2 separate regions of the Mus musculus genome follow, and region 1 is linked to region 2. The links are chromatin loops, found by intact Hi-C in ENCODE. Cell type or tissue: left cerebral cortex. All regions are shown on one strand.

Evidence for each region. A loop is a pair of places that touch in the nucleus more often than their neighbours do. Peaks named below come from ENCODE experiments on the same cell type or tissue, not always from the same donor. Only the 100,000 strongest peaks of a DNase experiment are listed, where the experiment ranks them.
Region 1: it touches region 2 in a loop (2.3-fold over the local background); 4 of 42 quality-filtered maps call a loop at or near these places.

Annotation. Positions count from the first base shown.
Region 1 is chr6:146,904,122-146,912,121 of GRCm38, forward strand. The region is part of intron 1 of Ppfibp1 (PTPRF interacting protein, binding protein 1 (liprin beta 1)); the gene reads left to right. Among named protein-coding and RNA genes, the nearest start is that of Ppfibp1, 20 kb to the left of the region's middle. In left cerebral cortex, no CTCF peak of the experiment used is centred here; DNase peaks (open chromatin) are centred at 4,878, 5,407, 5,777 and 7,309; H3K27ac peaks cover 1,337 bases.
Region 2 is chr6:146,949,611-146,957,610 of GRCm38, forward strand. All of the region lies in intron 2 of Ppfibp1 (PTPRF interacting protein, binding protein 1 (liprin beta 1)), which reads left to right. It overlaps 1700034J05Rik (RIKEN cDNA 1700034J05 gene), which reads right to left and starts at 4,811. Exons shown (of 3, transcript NM_001164236.1): 1 at 4,679-4,811; 2 at 3,276-3,976; 3 at 1,691-2,887. The coding sequence starts at 3,932. The coding sequence ends at 2,642. In left cerebral cortex, a CTCF peak has its summit at 178; DNase peaks (open chromatin) are centred at 262, 2,862, 4,842, 6,406 and 1 more place; H3K27ac peaks cover 1,328 bases.

The sequences.
Region 1 (8,000 bases), 45 kb before region 2:
TGAAGATGAGGTAACATTATGGAACACTTGGCTGTTTTGGTAAGGCCTTTCACTGCGGCTTTTATAGCTGCTTCTTACCTCAATGTTATGAGGTTAAATACCATCTTCATCTCCATTAATTTGGGAGGAAACCATCACTCAATGGAAGTGTTGTTAAAACAGAGCTTCTGACTCCAGGGCTGATGGGCTCCACTTAGGAGCAGCCCTGTCACTGTAGTCAGGGTCCTGAATTCCTTGGTGGAACTAGTAGGTAGTGTGCAGCTTCCAATATCTTAGGTTTTGGAATCAGTTGTACCTTGGATAGAATAGGATTCTATTCAAGGGTGCTCTTGTTTTAGGATTACAGTTCTGTTCCTTACCCACCCCGAGCTCTGTCTTCTCATCAGTAGCATGAAATAACTTTGCTTTTTAGGATTGTTGGATTAAATTGAGATGCCTATCATAATACGTGGCTCATTTTCTGTGGGAGTTCAGCAGATTATGTCTTAGTTCTCAATTTAAAAAAAATGCAACTTTTCTTTTTTGTTCAAAAGTTTTAGAATATCTGATAAGTGAATTTTTCTTTTTTCTTCTTTTCTTTTCTTTTTCAAATATTTTATTTAGATGTGAGAAAATTTCCCTGTTCAGTGCTTTTTTTTTTTTCCCCCTTTCTATTGTGGATAAGTTACCTGCTCCTCACAGGTCTTTCTGTTTTGTTGAGTTCATCATGAACTTAGGACTGTGCTCATAGTCAAGGCAAAGTGTGTTTTGTCTGTTTATTCACGTGAAACACAGCTCTTGCGAAGGGTGATAGCTCAGTCATTCCTTTGCACATAGCTAAGAGTTTTGGCATCCTTTAAAGAGTTGTTACTTTTCCATGCTTTATTAACAGAATCATGAGAAAAGAATATCAAGCTTAAGTTATCATGCTGTGTAGAAGTCAGGTTTGGTTGGTGCTGGTGCTAAGCCCTTATGACCTAAGAGAACGGCACTAATAGGAAGTCTCTGCATGAAGAATTCCACATGAGGTTATCTTGTCATTTAACTTCTATTGTGTGTATGTTCAGGCTTTGCATGTTAATGAATTAAGCCAAATAGTTTATGCTTTCAGAATTCTAAGCCAATATGCTTTTTATTCTGCAGAGTTAAAGAAAGACATTCATTGGGAATCCCCTTTATGCTCTATTTATTTAATTTTAGTCCCTGAAGCCATGATTGTGTTTAATTAAAAAATTTTTTTATTATTATTTTATGTGTATGGGTGTTTTGCCTGCATACATGTCTGTATATCACATGTATTCTGATGTCCAAAAAGGCCAGAAGAGGGCATTGGATCTCCTGAAACATAGTTATTGATAGTTGTGAGCTGTTATGTATGTGCTGAGAAGTGAACCTGTGTTCTCTAAAAGAGTCATCTTCAGCCTTGTGGTTACACTTCAGCAGTGAATTAACTCAGTATTTGAATAGAAAGTGAGTTATAATTACAGGAAAGAGCTTCTGAGCTGGTGACTGACAGCCTTGGTTTGGATCTTGGAGCTTGGATCTATTGTGTGGTTTTCTCATCTTCTTTCCTGCATCTTGGTAGGAATGGAGAGGATATGGGAAATTTTCCTCATGTAATACATATAAGTTCATAAATTAGAATTATAATATAATTTAGGGCATGTACATTCCATAGGTAAGACATAGATACAGTAAGCATCAGTGATTATGTAAATTGGTGTGATTTCTACATTCCCTTACATGTTTAATGCTCAGGGGTCATTGGCCAAATCTTGGGACTGCTGCAGACTGAGGCTTGAACATTGTAAAATGTTGTGCCATTGGCCAGTTGGAACTGTTTCACTAAAATTCCAGTCTTGCAGTTTGACTGGAAGTTAGAGTGGATATTTGGGGACGGAGGTAGAAGTGGAAGTAACAGTGAGGAAAGTTGAAATTGATGAGGAGAGAAAGGAAGAATAAGACTGATACTGATCTGACTATTTATTGATGGCCCTGAAGGACTGGAGAGAGTGGTTCATGATCTTGAGATAGGAACCCAGCAGGCAGCTCTGTGCTAGTAGTCACTTGAAGTCATGTTGGCTCCAGCCCTTTGAAACAAGGCAGGGGTGGTGCATGCAGGAGTGGAGCGTGCCAGCTGTTTTGTGTTTTATTGGCTGCTTGGCTGATGGAGTTAATGGAGTGATTAGCTTCCATTAGTGTTTGCCTTAGCTGAGTCTCTGTTGATGGCATGAAGATCCCCTTCTGACTTCCTGTGTCCCAGCATCTTTTATTGCAGAAAGAGAATGCCAAGTTGGCATGAGTAAATCCTGCAAGGGCCTCAGATAACAGCAGACAGCACCCAATGACCAGGGACAGTCTTTTCTAAGTTACTATGACTAAGGAGTCTGTGAGCTGTTTAAAGTGTCGTGTCTACTTCCCTCCGCATATATGCATTTGACATGAAGTGCATTGGTGAGTGAAGCTCATTGTGGTGAACTTGACCCTTCCAACCTCTGTCATCTGTACTTTGGAAGTTGTGGTTTGTTATCAACAACAGAAGATCTGGATTATTTAGAGTCAGAGAGGCAGGTGGGGGATTGGCTCTGCCCCAGGATTATGTGCCATTAACAGTCCCTGTCTTTATGAAATACTGGTCTGTAGCATGAAGGTGGGAGGGAGAGAAGTAGGGGGAGCCAGACTTTCAGGGGTTTTGTATACAAGTTTGAAAAAATACTTAGACAAATTGGAACTGGACAGATTAAAAACTCTGAGTCTTTGGAGGGAGGAAAGGGAAGGTGAAATGATGTAATTACAATCTCAAGAATGATGACGATGATAATTATTACTATAAGGAAAACTCCCACACCAAGATTCTGGCAGTCTGACCCCAATGTTGATAAGCTTTGTGGTCTTGGACAAGCCATGCTGCCAGTTGTAGACTGAGTATGATAATTCCAGGCCAGCTTTCATAGGAGGGCTTTCAGGCTAAAAAATGAGATCAGATGTAAAAATGCTGACAAACATTAGACAGAATTGTACGGTTAGGCTAAGTTTTCATTTGAAGTATATTTTCTTCCCTTTAAACAACCTGACCACCCCAATCTTGCAGTAATAGGAAGTAGTCATTGCTTTCCCTCTGACTCCTGGTGCTGTGACAAGTTTCCTTTTGTCTCATACCCTTAGCCTGTATGGATCCCAGCCAGCCTCTTAGGGTTTTCTGAAAGAAGATGCAGCTTACCGTGCAAAGCAGTATAGGAGCTCCCAAGTCCTGCTGCAGCCCCTCCCCTGTCTGGTCTCTTGGGGGATTACAAAAATTACTACCATGTCATCAGTATCAACCCCAAACCTTTGTTCTTGTTAGTAAAGATTTGGAATGCTGTTCCAAGTTCAGTGTATACTTAAGATAGAGAAGTTCTTGACAGGTAGCTTAGCAGGGTGAGTCTACTGGGGTGTGAGGGTGGGGTTGACAGTGCCAGTTTGGGCACCCTTTGTACGAGTGTCAGTTCATAGCGCCATGTGATGTTGTGATGTGCATATTATTAGTTAAGATAGGTCTTACTGTCCTGACTTGTGACCTTGCTGTACTCCTGTACATCACTTAACTCCTGTGGTTGTTTACTAGCTTCGGTTGGTGTTCAGAAAGTGGTCAGAGCTGACTGCTAATTATTTGTAGTTTTTAATTGAATGGCCACCTAACAAGTGTTTTTAAAATTTCAGCCTTCATGAGACTTTTGAGGGAGCTTGTAGTGTCCTCAGCACAATTTAAAATAATTCTCCAGACTTAGATTGCCTAGAAGCTCCAAAGTGGGTGTCAAGTGGAGTTACGCTGTGTGTCTGTTAGGAATCAAACACAAGTGTAGATGTGGCAAGACACTTTATCTGCCAGGTTGGGAAATTTGGACCCTGTAGCCAAATGAAGGGGGGGATCATAACCTCCTTGTTAATTATTAAACAGCAGGCCTGTGGCTTCTTGGAAGTTCACATGATGCTTGGTGATACATATGCCTGATTGTGGTGTAGTGGGGCCTAGCTTCTGGATTTCTGAAATGGCTGATTCCAAATTGAATAATTTTCCCCAAGTGTGAATTGCTGCATGATCAGAATATTAATTCTCTAAATATATAAGTACAATAGTTTCTGAAACAACCTGTGTTGCACTTACAGAGCTGGTGGGTCATCATCACAAAAGGCGAACAAGCAGGCAAGGCACACAAAATATCAACCCAGAACTTTGTGGCCAAACATTTCCAGGGTTAATGGATTTTTGTAAAAAGCTTCTATCTATCTATCTATCTATCTATCTATCTATCTATCTATCTATCTATCTATCTTCTATCCATCCATCCATCCATCCATCCATCCATCCATCCATCCATCCATCCAGGTGCATTGGAGGTTGGAGGACAAATGGAAGGGATTGTATCTCCTATTGATATTCTAAATCCATGCTAGGATATTTTAGTCATGGCTAAGGTTTGGGATTTATGAGTTTGTTTTGGTTGTTTCTTTTGTCACTGTGACAAACCCTGACAGAAACAATTTAAGGGAGAAGAGGTTGCTGTGGATTACAGTTTCAGAGGGCTCAGTCCTTCATGCACAGGGGCTTCGTGGTGCAAGTGTGGTCAAGTTCCTCACATAGTGGCTAGACCAGGAAGAAAAGAGCTAGGTGGAGTCAGATGCAGCCTTCTAAGCCTTCCTCCTAGTGGGCTACATTCCCAGAGTTCTACAGTGTCCCCTAAACACAGACCAGCAGGGGACCAAGTCTTAAAAGCACGAACTTGGGAGGGACATTCCAGATTCAAACTAGAACAGAGTTCTCTTGCCAGAAGATAAAGTTAGTCTGCTGTGGTTAAAAAGGAGTCAGTCAGTTCCTGGCATTTCCCAAAACCCGTTGTGTTCAGCAAATTTCTGAAACTGTCAGTCATGGTTTGTGGTGTGAGTGAACAAAGCCAAAGTCATACATAGATAATCATGCCCAAGCTCTTTCCTGAGCCCAGAGTGAGTCTATCTGCAGAAGTGAACACACATATGCTTTTCTGTCTTCTGGGAAGTGAAGGGGTTATAGGTTCTGTTCATCTAATGTATCAATAGGTTAGGTGTCCTGTAGGTCTAGAGATGGGGAATCTTGGTGATTTGTCCTTGGCACACGGCCAAAGTGGTAGTATGTTATTGTGTGCTGGTGTGTTGATGTGTATGTGTGTGTGAGTGTGTGTGTATACATACTGGCTTCTGAGAAAGCCTCCCTCAATCTCTGGACAGCTTTGTCACCTTTTCTTTGACACAATGAGGCTGGAGCTCTGTAGTGCCAGGTGGAGGAAAATGTTACCAACCTGTTTCCATGATGTTTGTAGTGGAAAGATAAATAAATAGTTCACTGTTCTCTATTCAGAAACTGAGCAGATTCAAGTTGCCATAGTGACAGGTTTTGTACAAAAAAAAAATACCCATTTTTAAACCTCTTAAAGGGATGTTGGCAGTTGGATTGTTGGGATATGAAATGGCTGATCTGCCACCGTTTTACTGTGTTTGCTAAAAATAAGAGACAAATAAAGAATTAGAAGTTCAAGTTTTCCTCAGATGAAAAGGAAAATTTGAGCACTATGATTGCTTGGTGGTAGAAAGACAGAAGATCCCTCTCTGATGGGTATGTGTGCTGTTCAAGAAGACTTGGATTCTTTTGTGTGAGCCCTAGAGCCTTTGGAGTCTTATTTGGTCTTTTGAACATGCCTGTACACATGTGCCTACCCGCCTGCCTGAGGTAGACCACGACCTCTTGTCCAGCTCAGATGAGGAATCTCCAGCTGTGCCTTTTCATTGTGACTCATGTCTGCAGAGGATGAAAGAAGAGATTCCTGGCATGAATCATGGTGCTGTGCAGAGAGAGATGACTGGTGTTGGGAGAAAAACTTCTGAAAACCCAGAATTTTTAAAAAAGTCTATCAAGAAGAGCTAGACCAGAAGGAATTTTCAGTGTTGCCTTCACACCTGAGAAGTCAATCAGGACAAGAAGGGGAAAAGGCCAAAGGAAAAACCTTCTCCATGGGACTGGCTGCACCTCAGGAACGAGGCAGGGCCAGTTGGGCTTGGAAACCACTGGAAACTCTCACTCACTCCACACAACACCACACCACCCTCTTACCCCACCTTGGCCTCATTCTCCTGCAGTCGGAAGGTTTGACACACTCTCTGGGGAGAATGCTCTTGGCTGTTTGAGGGTGGGACCTCAAAGTGTGGGAGAGAGCTGCCTTCTTTAAGCTGATATTGCATAATGTCTCTAGGAGGTAGGGTGTAATGGTTAAGGGCAAGCTGTCAGCCAGGCCGACTTAGGTGCCTGGACCTCAGGAAAATAGGTTAGTCTGAAAGAGTTAGCTGATTGTAACAAATAAACACTCATGGTTTTTATTTTTACACACTAAGAGGTGTAGTGGTTGAATCTGTGAAATGTACTTTCCTATCCTCCCAGACCCCAATGTATAGACTTTAAGCCAGAGTTCAGCTGTTGCCAAATACTGAGACTTTAAGGGCCCAACATGGGGGCTGGTTAGTAACCTAAGCTTTGAGTAGTAGTTAAATCAGGGGCAGGTCCTTATAAAGGGTGTTGGGTCTTCATGAATATTGTCCTGTTAGAGGGACCTGAAGGGTCATATATTTAACTTCTGATCTTTGGAAAAAAAAATTCACTCCAACCAGGGTTTCTGCATACTCAAACATGTTAGCCAAACATTTCCAGGGTTAATGGATTGGTTGTTTTGTTTGTTTGTTTGTTTGAAGATTTTTTACATTTACTTTTTATGTGCTTTGATATTTTGACTGCATGTATGTCTGTGTGAGGATGCCAGATTTCCTAGAGCTGGGGTAATAGACAGTTGTAAGCTGCCATGTGGGTGTTGGGAATTGAACCTGGGTTATTTGGACGAGTGGCCGCTGAGGCATCTTTCCAGCCCAACAGCAAGCATTCTTGAGTGCTGAGTTGTTTCTCCAGTCTCTAGATTGGTTTAGTCCCATTTTCAAAAGAGAAACAGACACACAGACTACCAACCTAATCTTGGGACAAGGTCATAAAGCTAGTACTAAATGTAAATTCTGTACCATGATAGACAGGCTTATTTATCTGCAGGACAGACTTGGTTTGGGTTCTAGAAGTGTATGTTCTGGTGAGGGATCGCCACAGTTCCGTATGGACACATAATTTAGATTTATATTGGGGTCAGGCAGGATACCCAAATGGGGGTTGGAACCTTAACTAATGGGTATTTTTGCTTCTACATCCTAGTAAACACACTGACAAAAATAGTCACACTTGCCCTACATTACAGACCACTCCTAGTCCCAGGTCTCCTACGCTGGCTTAGCACGAAGGAATTGGCTTTATTTATAATTTAGATCTTTCCACTTCCTAGCGCAATGAAGGAATTGCACAGATGTGCCTAGGAGAAGGCTCAGGAGCCTGACTGAAGAATGGCCAGGCCTAGAGTCTTTGTCTCTCAATTAATTTGAATAAAAGGGAAATTAACTGCCTTGCTTTTCTAGTCCTTGCCTGTGGTAGAGACAGTGGTGGATTGAAGGTAGCTATGAACACAGTTTGGGGATGATAAGAAGACAGTGGAAAGACTAGGCTGATGCTTCTGCTGGCCCTCAGTGGTGCTGTCTCTATCATTGCGCACCGGGTACCACAGCACTCACCTGTACTCTGGTGAATGTTGCCTGGTGTCAGGCTCTGATTCTCCCGTAGCCTTTCCTGGTTTGCTGGCTGACATCCGTCTAGAGCCTAAAGGACACTGGCTGCTGGGCTGGATAACCTGTGACTTCATGAGTGCCCTGTTCAGAGTTCCCTGGGTGGAATTACTGTGTTCTTTGACAAATGTCAGAAAAGTCACTAGAACTGGAAGAGCTCTTCAGCAGCCCTGTGTTCTGTGACAGCCTTCCAGGAGTGATGGATTGCCTATGAACTAAGGACCTAGGAGTTACAGAGAGAGTAATTCTTGTCTGCAGATTTTAACCTTCAGTGACAGGAACAGGCCACTAAGAAAGGGCCCTGA
Region 2 (8,000 bases):
TCAGTTGGAGATCATGAATAGCAGCTGGCCTCATGTCTCTCTCTCTGTGGTCTCCATTATAACCTGCCATGTCTCTCTGTCTTTTTCAATTAAAAAAAGTTATTTTGTGTTTTGTGATCCTAACATGTTTAGTTCCAGAGAGTGTCTAGTAGAATGTTCTGCAATCTAAGATTTATCTGACTACTGCAGTCCTTGTGGTGAGATTCAGGTTGAACATTGCCGGCCAGTCTACGCTGCTTCTCTTGAAGGTGTAGGCTGCTTTCTACCCGTGGAGTGACTGTTGGACTACCTCCAAATACTGTTTCCTGACAGTCCTTTACACAGTGGATTCAGTGTCTATTTCTGGTCCTTATGTGAATGAAATTGCTGTGTTGCAATAATGGTACAAATATTCTGATGCCACTTTACTGATAAACTCTCCTGTTTGGGAAAACGTAAGATCCCAAAGTCAGAGCCCATGGGTGCATCTGACATGCCGCCTGTTCTTTGAGCGTGGGCTTACGAGGGAAGTTTTATAATGGTCAGGGAAGAGGGGGAGTGGCTGCTCTTTGTATTTTAGAGGATTTTTTTTTTAAACTTAAAATAATAGATATTGAGGTAGACAAGGAGTATGCAAGTCAATTACCATTCTTATTCCCTTCTGAACAGATAATGCTGTGGTAATGAGATTAGTGTTCTTTCAAAAGCCACAAACTGGAGAGATGCCCTCCGTGCCTTGGAGGTAGTTTTTTTTTAATCAAGCATACTGTACTGAAATAAAAGGGTATTAAATCCATGAGGTTCGTTTGAAATGTGGGATAAGACGGAAATTGTTTAGCAAGGGAACTTCTTGATCTGGACTAATAATCTTTCAGGGAATTTATCCAAGGGCTTTTGCACCCACTCTGCTGAAGACGGGCTCATTCAGCAGTGTTATCTGATAGGGATTTTGTTTCTTCTGAAAGCTGACCATTGTTCTGTTTGCTGGGGAGTTAGGGGGTAGCAGGAAAAGACTCCTGGCAGGCAGTGCAACATAAACCCCACCTGTCATCCTGAAATTAGACACCATGTGTGCTGTGTAAATTAATTCTTCACTTGCAGTTCACATTTGAAGCAATTGATTATTTCTCCTAACTACATCCTTCTTTAATATTGAATTTAGAGCCTTAGCATTCTCTAGGAATTCATTTAGCATTTACTTCATTTTTATTCTCCTGTCTTATGAGGGAATTTGAAACAGGGTCTCTCTCTGTAACCTTGGCTATTCTGAAGCTTGGTATGTAAACCAGGCTGGTCTCAAACTCACAGAGATCTGATTGCTTCTGTCTCCCAAGTGCTAGAACTAAAAGTGCCTGGAAGATGTTCTTGTGTCTAAATAGACTTGAACTCATATCTGCCTTGAACTATGAATTTGTCTTGTATTCTTAAAGTCTTGGGAAAAAAAGATTTTACCCTTGTTTACTGATATATCACCCCAAACCCCGTAGCAGGGTTCTTTTCATGGTTGGTCTATAATGCATTAGCGTTAGCATTTGCAGAGAGCTGAATAACTTCTAAGTTTGATAAATTATTTTGCTGTATCCTATATTTACAGTATTATGAATTCCAGAATATGATTGTGTAAGTTATACTCACCCAGATAATTCAAGCAACTGAGCCTTCCCTTCAAGGATGAGATACACTTTAAAGAATGGTTTTACATTTTCAGTCATGAGGTTAAATAGATCCCAGAATTTATTGATTAATGAGATTAATATGTGCCTGACAATTATAGTAATTCTACAGGAGACTTAAAGGTTCAGTAAAATTCTTACCCCCAACACCCCAGTGGCCCTCCAGCTCCCACGCATCCCTTTTGGTACTCACTAGCCTCACCCCTTCCCCACATGTGAGGCTTAGAGGACCTGCTTTGGTTGGATAATGCATTGGACACTAGAATGAACGAGCTATGCTTGAATACTTCCTATTGCCGCATTCCAGAGGTTAAAAGGAGTAGGCAGAAACCAGAAATCTTACTAAAGAATTGGGCTTTTTCTTCAGTATAGTCTTGGGGGAGATGGGAACCCCTGCTCAACAATCCCCACGTCTTTTTCCCCAGTAAACACAGATCTCTCTTATGTGTGTCTTCTCCAAGCAAATTACTTTGACTCAGGCTGAAAATATGCTTGTTGAATTCAGAAGGCTGAATTAACTCTTGGTAAACTTAGGTAGTATGCTGCTTCCTAAAAGAATAGCATCCCCTCTCCCTCCTTCTTTTTGCCTCCATTTTGTTTATGTGTGTTTTACTCTTTCATTATGCAAACCCTCATTTCCAGAAGGCAGTATATATCCCACCAGCCTCCCGCCATGGTGGGGTGGCTTAGGTTGTGCTTCCAGTGGGCACTGAGACTGTTTGGAGCCACTCCTTAGTCGAGGGTCCAACATCAAGACAGCAGTTCTGGTGGTCCAGGATACCAGACTACTTCAGGTACACTTGTTCCCTGGTTGTAATAAGTGGCTTGTTCAGAAGGAATGTGAAGATTGGAAACTCCCACTGTGTACTCCAGGTATTGATTTCCTCAGCTGTGAGGTGGAAGAGAGGACACATACCTCTTAGGAATTTTTGAACAAGAGGCTTCAAAGGTTTAAAACTCTGGGGCTGTCAGGTGAACTCATTCCTGTGTCATTCTTGGGGTTGGATTCTGTTGCTTCTGAGAGAATGTATATTTCTCACTGCTTTCTGGTGCCAGGTGTTGGTAGCCTGGCTAGGGCGCTGTCTCCTCCATCGGGAGAAGATTTGTGTCCGCAGCCATTGGAAGACCCACCGAAAGTTCATACAGAATATGTTGTGTGAGCGGGAAGCACCCTCTGGCTGAGGGGATGACACGGAGGAGGTTTCCAAGGAGCTCTCAGATGCCTGTCTTATCTCCTGCTGAGAAAACAGGATGAGTTAGATGCATGTAGTGTCAAAATCAGTGGGCCTGCTGTCTACTCCTTTATAGAACCCAAGCCCATTTGCCCAAATAGCCCAAATATAGCAAAGTTTCGAGACAAACTGACTAGAACACACACTTCCATTTTTATGTGGTTGTGGTTGAGGGTTGCTGTGCCTACCCCTCTTCCCTCCCTCTGTGCTCTGTAGTATCTTTCCTACAGTGCCCCATCTCCTCTCCTTACTGTTATCTTCCCCCCTGTCCTAGTCTCCTGGGGCCCACCTTGCCTCACAGCAGGTAGTGAGAGTGAGGCTCCACTGTCCAACCTTGTCTTCCCCAGTCCTGCCCCTTGCTCTCCTGGGAGGCATGCATCTCTGTGCTCACCACAACTTCGTCTTTCAGTAACCTTGGAGGATCCTCTAGCACCTGACAGATATCTTCATTTTCCAGGGATCTTTGCTTGGACAAGTCTTGACAAACATCACGTTCTTTAGGACTGACCTGAGCAGTATGTGGAGGGGTAGTGCTGTTGAGGTGGACATCTTCCTTCTGAGTAGATTCAGGGAGCACACAGCCGTCATGCTGGCCACCTTTTTCTTTTCCTAGAAATGTCTCAAGTTTCTGTACTAGGTTATACAGTTTGCAGGGAGTCAGTTTTGTCTTGTCTTCTGGCCACTTATCCATCCACTGGCTATGGGCATTTAGATCCAGATTAGCAAGAGAGTCTGCATGGTTAGAGTCCACATCGATATCCCAGGCCAGTGTGATGCTTAGCTTGCTGAACTGCTCTGGGTCATGCTCCACCTGATCTCGTTTCCTGAAGAGTCTCCTTAAACTCTCTGTCCTCCAGGTGCTTTGGACAGGAGGGAGGAAATGGACCAAAGAATCCACAGAGGCTGTCTCCTCACGGGAGACCAGGTCCTCATAGGAAAAGGTGTTCTCAGAGGGGTAGTAGCCCACCGAGGCGCTCTGGTTGGACTTGCATTCATAAATAGAATCCTCTGTGCTACTGTAGTCACTGCTGGAGGGTGAGGTTGTCATGGTGCTGAGAGTGTCCAATCTCAAGTTTTCCTTGATTCTGGAAACTTCAGAAGAAAAAAATTAGTAAATGATATTATGGGGGGAAGTTATATGACCCATTCCTTTTTCTTATTGAAACTATTCCTTCCACTCTGTATAGTCCACCCTTTTGTACTTTCTGCCTCTGTAAAGACAAAAACACTCTGGCATCTCTTCTTTGTGCCTCTTATTTGTTTGACAGTAGCTGAGAGAGCTTATAAACAAAAAGGAGAATTTGAAAATGACAGGGAAGTGTGACTAGAGTCAAGTATGTTTTCAGTCCACTCTTCTGAGGTCAAGGTAACTAATTTCTTAGTATATATGTATATCTGTGCGCATATGTACATATACACACATATCCAAATACATGTGGTTCTCACATCAATAGAAACTTATTATCAAGTTTATAATAACCTATGGCTATTCTAATATTCTTAACTACTTTCTTATTAAATAGCCTTAGGTGTCACCTACTGATACTCAATAACTTGGCTGATTAATGATCACTAGGTTACTTAAGACCATACCATGATCCATGGAGTTAGTGGACCAAAGATCATAAATATATAGACATAATAATTGATACCAGAATGCTTTCCAGAAAGGTGACTGTCATTTGAGCACCCATCTTCCCACCATCTGATGGCATGTTTATTCTGCATTTTCCATAATCTCCCTGTAAGCAAACCTGGAAGACCACACACTCACACTCACACACATGCTCATGCCTTTGTCATGCCCTGATCTGAGGGCTGCCCAGATGAGACAGGCGCTTCCAGCAGTGGAGACAAAGTGATGGAGTCAGAAACCCTTCAGAGCCCATGTCTCAGTGATGTAAAGCCCAACTGCTTCTGAGAAGTTTGTGTTCCAAGACTGTTGGTTACCATGGCAACAAAGGAACCAAGTTATGGTCAGAATTATGTAAAGGGACAGGATCTGTCCCTTCAGTTTCAGAGTATTCTGAGCACATACAATAGTAGGCTGCACTCTCTTCATTAGAATCAGTCAGTTCCATGAGATCTTTCTCACATTTTCCCTCATTTCCATCCCCCAAGATTTCCATCCCCCAAGATTGCACATTAGTCTGCTACATGTCATACTTAGGTTTCCACTGCCATGCTAGGTCTGTAGATTACAGGGGGCAGATCTTGGAACTTCTCAGCAATTCTTTGTAACTAGTCTCTTTTTATACATTAAAATTTCCTGTTGTTTCTGTGTCTCTAGAGAATGCAGGCTACCTACTTATTTTGCTGCTTTTGAAATTAATGAATGATGACCATATAGTATATATCTGTAATCTAGCTCTTGGGAGACCAAAGCAAGAAGATTGAATGTAGCTCAGGCTGGTATCCTCTTGTCTTAGTTTATATCAGAAATACCTCATACACACACACACACACACACACACACCGGACAGTTGAGTGCCTAACAAGTTTCAGACCCTATGTTCTGCCACTTGTAGCAGGAATTAATTAACTAACTAATTAATGATTTCATGTATGTGTGTCTGTGTATGTACACCACATAGATGCCAGAGCCTTGGGTCCTCTGTAACTAGAGTTACAGATGGTTGTGAGTCTCCTGATGTGGATGCTGGGAACCTAACCTGACTATGGGGGTCATAGTAAAGGAACCCAGTCTAGCAAGGGAGCCATGGTAGAAACCATCCCCCCTGAGTACATTCAAAAGACCCAGTGGGAATCCTTTGGCTAGGAGGGTGAGGTGAGTGCCACTTGCTGTGTTTAGAAACTGTGGACACTGTTGATGGCCAACAGTTCTCCCTTTGGCTACATTATAATTTGGGTGCAATGGTTTTACCAAAAGACAAAAAAAAAAAGTTTGAAGGGATGATAGGATGTAGGCTTCCCAAGAAACAAGCTGAGGTCTTCTTAGGAGACTAATAGCAAAATGCTTAAAATTCAGACATTCAGATGATTCTTGTTCTTCTAGTCCTCAGGGCACTGTGAAGGAAAAGGTGGAGATGGGTGAGAAGAGAGGGGAGGGCAGACATGCTCAAAGTTGACTGCTGAGAAGGAACCTAACCTAGAGGCAGAGCCAAGTTAACCTAATAGAAAGTGGGGCTCGGGGCTGTGGGTGTGGCTCAGTGGTAGAGCTCTTGACTAGCCTATGGGAGACTCTCTGCAGTCTCCTGTACCATAGAAATACAGTGGCAGAAAGTCTACCTAGAGTGTTTATTGTGTTTTGGAAAATCAGACAGATGGTAAAAAGAATCTAGAGTAAGTGAAGATGACTATGAATAGCAGCAGGCAGAATGAATGCCTGTTATAAATAATAATTCTTTTCAGATTAGTTGGAAGGGGCCTGGAAGAAAGCAGACAGGGAGCAGACGGGGCTGGGATGAGTCGGACAGGATGCAGTTGACTGGCTCTGCCTGTCTCTGGCTGTTATCATCGGGCATCACAGAGTCCTCCCTCACAGGCCGGCTAGCGGGCCAGAACACCCTTCTCCTGCTCTCCTCCCACATCGGCTGGCTCAGTGCTGTGCGTGTCTACTCAGCCTGTGAGCACAGATAAAGCTTTCTCTCCACTTCCTGAGGCTAAGTTAAGCTCTCGGAGGTTCCCCACCTCTGGCTCAGATCTACCGCAGCATGTGTGAATAGATGCTGTTGTGTGTGTGCACAATGGCCTCCATTCATTTGAGGACCACTGTGCACGTCCCTCGGAAGACAACTTATTGCCCCAAGTGCATTCGAGGCCAGTTAATGAAAATGATATTGATTAACAAATACTATTATAGATGAGTCTTTTCAAACTCTTGTGAAGTTAAAAACGAATGTTAAAAATTATTTTTAAAACCTCTACAAAATGTTTAAGAAAAATTACAAGGTTCAGGGTAGATATTTTAATGGAAGTATTTTAAAACCTCTTAGAATCAAATGTTTCAGGTATACAAGGTAATTGGTAGTTGCCTGGAACTGGGAATAGGATGTGGTATTCCCTGCAAATTGCCAAGTCAAAACCATCTGCAAGTAAAAGGCAATTTGAGGCACAAGTGAGATCATTAACTTTTAATTTTCTAGTAGTTCCAAAAAAGAGGAAAGACTCAGGTAAAATTATTTTTGTTGTACTTCAGGTAATTCATATAAAATATTGTAATTTCACATAAAATAAATGTAAAAGATTTAGTTCTTTGCGTTTTCTCAGCCAAATTTTTGATGAGACCATACATGGTTTGGGGCCTGTGCAGTTCTAAGCCCCATGCTAGTAACCATTCATAGTGCCTCTGTTGAGCAACAGGGCTCAACAGCCTTAATCATGGTTACATGGCTGCATGCATTGTCAGAGTTTATTGGACTGTACACCTAAAAAGGACAACGTTTGCTGCATATAGATTGTATTTTAATTAAAAATATTCTTGCAAACCTGCACAAACAAATGTATGTTCCTTCTGTGAACATTTATTTAAGCTATTTTCTTAAATTAGTCCTGGAAATGGGGTTTTGCAAGTCAGTTGTCAAATTCAGAGAAGGATAAGTTAGCACAAGCTAGTGATTTTCATAAACCTCAGGAATATGTGTGGGTGAGTGAAAGTGAGTACACACTTCCTCATCTGTCTCTTTCATCCATAGTTTTTGTGCATCTTAATTTAGAAAGGACTAGAGGAAATTTAACTAAACAGCACAGTTCGTAGGAAAAGGATTGGCATATGTTTGGCAAGATGAAGACAGGCATGGGTTGCTTCAAGAAAACTCAGTGATATTTTTTGTAAAGAGCTTGTCATTTTTATTTTTGTTTTACAGCCATTTCTTTATTCCAGCAGCATTAAAACTCACTTAATTCTGACTTTTTCTGCTCTTATTATATATTTTTGGGGTGATTATTTTGACTGCCTGCCTGCTGGTACGTGGGGGTGGAGAAACATGGAGCTCATAGGCATGGCACACTTGATTAAGAGTAAGTTTAATTCTCATCGTTAAAGCTGGGATGGTTTGGAGGTGGAACGTGTTACACTACTTACAGGTAACATCCACAATTTGATCGATATCTGCATGTCCTCCTTTATGTTTTGAAATCCCATGCTTCCATTTTG